Regions from separate parts of the Homo sapiens genome. Here region 2 is linked to region 1. A link is an interaction called in ENCODE POLR2A ChIA-PET data of the cell type or tissue named here. Cell type or tissue: GM12878. All regions are shown on one strand. Each heading gives the region's core, and the rest is flanking DNA. Links, peaks and the distances in the headings are about the cores only.

Region 1 (2,904 bases), core at 272-2,771:
GCGCGATCTCCGCTCACTGCAAGCTCCGCCTCCCAGGTTCAGGCCATTCTCCTGCCTCAGCCTCCCGAGTAGCTGGGACTACAAGCGCCCACCACAACGCCCGGCTAATTGTTTGTATTTTTAGTAGAGGCAGGGTTTCACTGTGTTAGCAAGGATGGTCTCATCTCCCGACCTCGTGATCCGCCCACCTTGGCCTCCCAAAGGAAATAGGAACTCTTATAAGTTTGCTGCTGGGAATGTAAAGTTTGCAGTCACTCTGGAAAACAGTCTGCTAATTCCTCAAAAGGCTAAACGTAATTACCACATGACCCAGCAATTCCGCTCCTAGGTATATAACTAAGAGAAATGAAAACGTATCCACACAAAAACCTGTACATGAATGTTCATTGCAGCATTATTCATAATAGCCAAAAATGGAAACAACCCAAATGTCCATGAACTGATGAATGGATAAACAAAATGTAGTACACATCCATGCAATGGAAAATTATCAGCCGGGTGCAGTGGCTCACGCCTGTAATCCCAACACTTTGGGAGGCCAAGGTGGGTGGATCATGAGGTCAAGAGATTGAGACCATCCTGGCCAACATGGTGAAACCCTGTCCCTACTAAAAATACAAAAATTAGCCAGGCGTGGTGGCGCACGCCTGTAGTCCCAGCTACTCGGGAGGCTGAGGCAGGAGAATCACTTGAACTCAGGAAGCAGAGGTTGCAGTGAGCTGAGATTACGCCACTGCACTCCAGCCTGGGTGACAGTGAGACTCCATCTCAAAAAAAAAAAAACACAAAACAAAGAAAATTATCAAAATATAGTACACCTTTTTTTTTTTTTGAGACGGAGTCTCACTCTTGTCGCCCAGGATGGAGTGCAGTGGCGCACTCTCGGCTCACTGCAACCTCTGCCTCCCAGGTTCAAGTGATTCTCCTGCCCCAGCTTCCCGAGTAGCTGGGATTACAGGTGCCCACCACCACCCCTGGCTAATTTTTTGTATTTTTAGTAGAGACAGGGTTTCACCATGTTGGTCAGGCTGGTCTTGAACTCCTGACCTCAGGTGATCCACCCGCCTCGGCCTCCCAAAGTGCTGGGATTACAGGCGTGAGCCACCACACCTGGCCCAAAATGTAGTACATCTACAATGTAAAGGAATGAAGTCCTGATGTATGCTACAACATGGATAAACCTTGAAAACATTACGGTAAGTGAAGAAGTCAGGCACAAAAGGCCACATATGTTATGATTCCATTTACATAAAGTGTTCAGAATAGAAATCCCTAGCATCAGAAAGTCCCACACCCGCAGTGTCACTGGAGACCACGTAGGAAGCACTCCTCCCCAGCCACGGTGTGTCAGCAGAGGCTAGTGGGGAGCCTGAACTTAACACCCCTGCCCAAATGTAATGAGGTGCTCCTCCCAGGGTGTTAATGGGGGCTCTGTGGGGAACCTGGCCTTCTGCTCCCACCTGATAACAACAAGGTGATTAGAATACCTGTACAATCAGCAAACACAGATTTGAGAAAAAAACACAACTGATTCTTGGCAACCCAGTGGGAGAGTCACGTGTGTGCGATTGCTTCAGAGTAGCCACTAGCTGTGGGATTTCAGTGGGCTTTGCCCACTGGTCAGTATGTTTTGCAGAGTAAATGGAAAGCTTCTTTCAATCTGTCGAGGTGATTAAACCAGGTTGGTTAGGATCACTACTGCATTTCTACATGCAAATAATGCAAGTTAATTGAACCTTAATAATCTGAGCCTGCTTGCCATTTTGAAATAACAGTGCCTATGCAAAGACTGAGAGGGGAGCTCACTATAAGCACCATCCATACTTTGGATATTGGGGACCCCTTGTGGACAATTCAGACAGAGCGAGGGCTCTCTGAGATTGCCTGTCAAAAGCAAGTAACCAAAATTCACACATGAAAAACTGAATGGAAAGCCACACAGATGTGGCACTCACGTCGTTCAGGAAAAGCAGTTTCTCTGCTGTTGTCATGTGAGACAATCAAATTAGTCTATAAGTTTAATACAATCCTAATAAAATCTTAATAGGGTTTTAAAATTGGAATTGGAGAATTCTGATTCTCTTTTGGAAGAGAAATGTTCAATAACAGCCAAAAAAAAAAAATCTTTAAAAAGATTATGAGTAGGAATTTTCCCTGCCATATATGAAAATGTAGATCTAAATATACAGAAAGTTTATAAATATAAATCGATTTTGCAATATAAATGTAGCTTATGATAGTGGTGGCATTTAAGGTCTCGAAGGAAGAGTGGTTTTTTCAATAAATTGTATGAAATAATTGGCTATCCACTGAAGGAAAAAATAACATTAGATTGAATCTTCTACCCCATCACATCAAACACAGGTGGTAAAACGATTAAACATTTAGAGAAAAAAGTTGAAATATTAAATATTTAAACTATATTTTATTAATATTGGGGTAGTAAATGCCTTCCTCAACAAAATACAAAACCCAGGAGCTGGGTCGGGAGCGGTGGCTGGGCCAGGGACGGTGGCTTATGCCTGTAATCCCAGCACTTTGGGAGGCCGAGGTGGGTGGATCACGAGGTCAGGAGATGGAGACCTCCTGACCAACATGGTGAAACCCCGTCTCTACTAAAAATACAAAAAAAATTAGCCGAGCATGGTGGCGGGCGCCTGCAGTCTCAGCTACTCGGGAGGCTGAGGCAGGAGAATGGCGTGAACTCGGGAGGCGGAGCTTGCAGTGAGCCAAGATCGCGCCACTGCACTCCAGCCTGGGCGACAGAGTGAGACTCCGTCTCAAAAAAAAAAAAAAAAAAAAAAAAAAATTAGCCAGGCATGGTGGTGTGCGCCTGTAATCCCAGCTACTCCAGAGGTTGAGGCAGGAGAATCACTTGATCCCGGGAGGCAGAGGTTGCAGTGA
Region 2 (2,904 bases), core at 135-2,634, 72 kb after region 1:
TGAAGGCCCCCACCCAAAGAAAGAGCGAGAAGCACACAGAAGCACCACGTCAGAGACAAAGGGAAAGGGACTAGGAGAGAAACAGAAAGATTGAGAGAGGTGGGGGAAGAGAAAAAGCCGGAGACCCTGCCAAATTCCGGAGACAAACGGACGGTCAGCCGACAGACAAGATGGCCCACGGGGGTGGGCAGGGAGGTCGGACGGCCGCTCAGAGGGGCAGGTGGACGGTGGCGGCAGGCGCGGGGGCCGGCGGGGCGCGTTGGCGGTTCTCCTGCCACCCCCGGCCCGCTGTCCCGGCCGCTCCGCGCGCCTCATTTCACACCTCGCCGCCCCCGGCCCCGTCTGTGCGGAGCCGGGAATACCCCCGCTGCCCAGACCGCACCTGCTCCTTCCTCGCCGCCCCCTCGCTTCCCGGCGGCCGCCCGCCCCCCAGGGGCCCGCAAGACCCGCGCGGAGCCCGGCCCATCCTCGGGCCCCGGCGCCCACAGCTGGCCGCGGCTGGAGGGGGCGCGCGGAGGGGAGCCCCCGGGGCCTACAGAGGGAGCTCTGAAGCCTGGGCAGCGAGGCGCTCCCGCCCTGGGCCCGGGGCAATGCGGACCTTGGCGCACCGGGCGAGGGCTCCGGCCCGACCGAGCGGCAGCTGCTCCCAGGGAAGGCAGGCGCCGCGGGGGTGGCGGAGGGGTCCGGCGGCCTGGGACGCCGGCCGGAGGGGAGTGAGAGGCCGCTTCACCCGAGGAAGTCAGGCGGCCGGGAGGAGGCGTAGCCGGCTGTGTAGGGCTGGGCGCTCCGTGTGGCCAGAGGGGATGAAGCGGGGTGCAGCGGAGCGAGGGACCCGCGGTGCGCTGGGGCGGCCGCCGGGGCCCGCGCCGAGAGAGACAACGAAATGGACGGAGGGTAGTAGGGTGGCGCCCCCGGGCCGAGGGCCAGCCCAGGTCTGTCCTACCTCTTCAAACGCAGGCTGCCTCCGGCGCCACCGCGGTCCCGGGGGCTCACCAGGCGAGTGGTCTCCAAGCCCCCAGCGGCTGGAGAGGGCTCCATGTTCCCGGTGCCCCGACCGTCTAGGCCCCACCGAGGAAGAGAGAGGCCGGGCCGGCCCCGCGCCAAGTCCGAGCAGCCCGCCGACCCCCGGGATCCCCGCAGGGCGGCGGGGCCACCAGAGTGGAGCGAACTGCAGCGACTGTGGCGCGCGGAGTCCGAACTGCAGATCCCGCTGCCGCCGGAGCCCCGCCCCGCGTGGGGCGAGCTCCCCAAGCTCCGCCTCCAGGCTCCCCGGCCTCTCCCCACCCTTAAGCCCCGCCCCCACTGCCAAAGCCCCATTTCCCCGCGCCAGAGCCCGGGAGCGCCCCGCCACCCGAGTTCTGGAGAACTCCTCATCTCCACAGCCCCGTCCCCCAGGCGAGCTAGCCCCACCTCTGCACACAGTCCCGCCCACCGGTTCCAAGCCTCGCTCCTGAAGCCCAAGAACCTCACGACCAACCTTCGCCCAACGACCACCACTCTGTGCATGCCTGCGCGGGGGTGTCGCCCACCACGCCGTCACCCTGTGGCCGCAACCCTCACGCGGAGGCAGAAACAGGAGCGGACCCATTACCTATCTCCAGAGAACCAGAAAGAACATGAGGTGAGCGGTGACACAGGGAGATTCCAGGGACTCCAGAAACCCCTTTACGGAGAATCTGGGGTCGGAATTCACGAGCCCAGTCTGCTGCCAATCACTGTACCGCGAATGATCATTTATTTTTATACAGAAACATTGGGTGACAAGCTTCCTGCTCTCCTTCAACCCACTGTTATCCCTGCTTTTCAAATGAGTAAACTGAGACCCAGAGGAAGAAGAGTCCAAGGTCATGCAGGCTGTGAATAAAGGGCCCGGCCTGGACCCCCATCCTCTTTCCCTCCCCGGCTCTGGACGCCGCACTGGCAACTGGAGAGCGCTCACAGTTCTCTTACGGGCGGGGGTCCAGTGAAGTCGAGCCGCCTATCTGGTGTCACGGCCACTGTTTATGGAGAGGGGCTGAGGGGCAGCGGGGCAGCGTGTCAGCTAGTGATTCCCATCCTCCACACCTGCAGCGCCCTCCTGGACATTACCGCATTCTGCCTCATTTGGGGGAAACTAAAACCCAGGGGAGGGAGCGACTTACAGCAAAGTCGGTGGCCGAGCCTCAAGTCGAAGCTTCAAATGCTCAATGTTCTCTCCCCTCGCACCTGCCGCCACTGTAGAATGGGAGGGGGTGGGAAGAGGATTGTGCACTCGAAGCTGTGACAGTCTGTGAAGAGGAGGGTCCGTAGGAGGAGGGGAGCGAGTGAGCAGGGATGGGGAAGCGTGGAGGGTGGGAATGGTTAGTGAGCCCAGGCAAGAAACTCATCAGCCGCATCCTTCAGAACACACTGGGCGTCCTGAACTTAGGCTTCTGGGGACAGACACCTACCCTCGATATTGTTATTCCAACGAGCCCAAGAGTGCACTTGCAAAAAAACAAAACAAAACAAAACAAAAACGGGAGCACGTGCCAGATACAGTGGTTGGAAGTGATGGGGTTAACCCGGGAGAGCTTCGCGGAGGAGGTGAGGCTTAAACGGATTAGGAAAGCTGGGCGGCGGGCTGGCTGTTCCGGCGGGGGAGAGTGTGGCTTGGCCCGTGCCAAGGTGTGCGGGCGGCGCGTGCGAAGGGACTGTCCTGCGCCGCTGCTGCAGAGCGGCACGGGAGAGCCACAGGGGCTGCGCGCGCCCTCCGCGCCGTCCCCACCCCCGGCTGCGCCAGCCTCTCCTCCGCGCCAGCCCCCAGCCTCCCCAGTCCAAAGCCCATGAGGGGTGAGGGGGTAAGGGAGCGAGGGGGTCGTTCTCCCTCTAACCTCCCTTTAAGGCGCGGGACTTGACGGACCTCTGTTTCTCCTCGGGTCACAG

Evidence for each region. ChIA-PET counts read pairs that join two places held together with the same protein. Peaks named below come from ENCODE experiments on the same cell type or tissue, not always from the same donor. Only the 100,000 strongest peaks of a DNase experiment are listed, where the experiment ranks them.
Region 2: POLR2A ChIA-PET joins it to region 1 with 5 read pairs; 5 of 35 experiments call an interaction of 5 or more read pairs at or near these places.

Annotation. Positions count from the first base shown.
Region 1 is chr2:27,189,873-27,192,776 of GRCh38, forward strand. No RefSeq gene overlaps it. Among named protein-coding and RNA genes, the nearest start is that of ATRAID, 21 kb to the right of the region's middle. In GM12878, for the core only: a CTCF peak has its summit at 1,846 (motif pointing left); a DNase peak (open chromatin) is centred at 1,769.
Region 2 is chr2:27,261,869-27,264,772 of GRCh38, forward strand. It overlaps SLC30A3 (solute carrier family 30 member 3), which reads right to left and starts at 1,179. Exons shown (of 8, transcript NM_003459.5): 1 at 944-1,179. The coding sequence starts at 1,038. RefSeq lists silencers at 734-893, 944-1,123, 1,144-1,213, 2,688-2,777. In GM12878, for the core only: no CTCF peak of the experiment used is centred there; no DNase peak of the experiment used is centred there; H3K4me3 peaks cover 2,037 bases; H3K27me3 peaks cover 1,454 bases.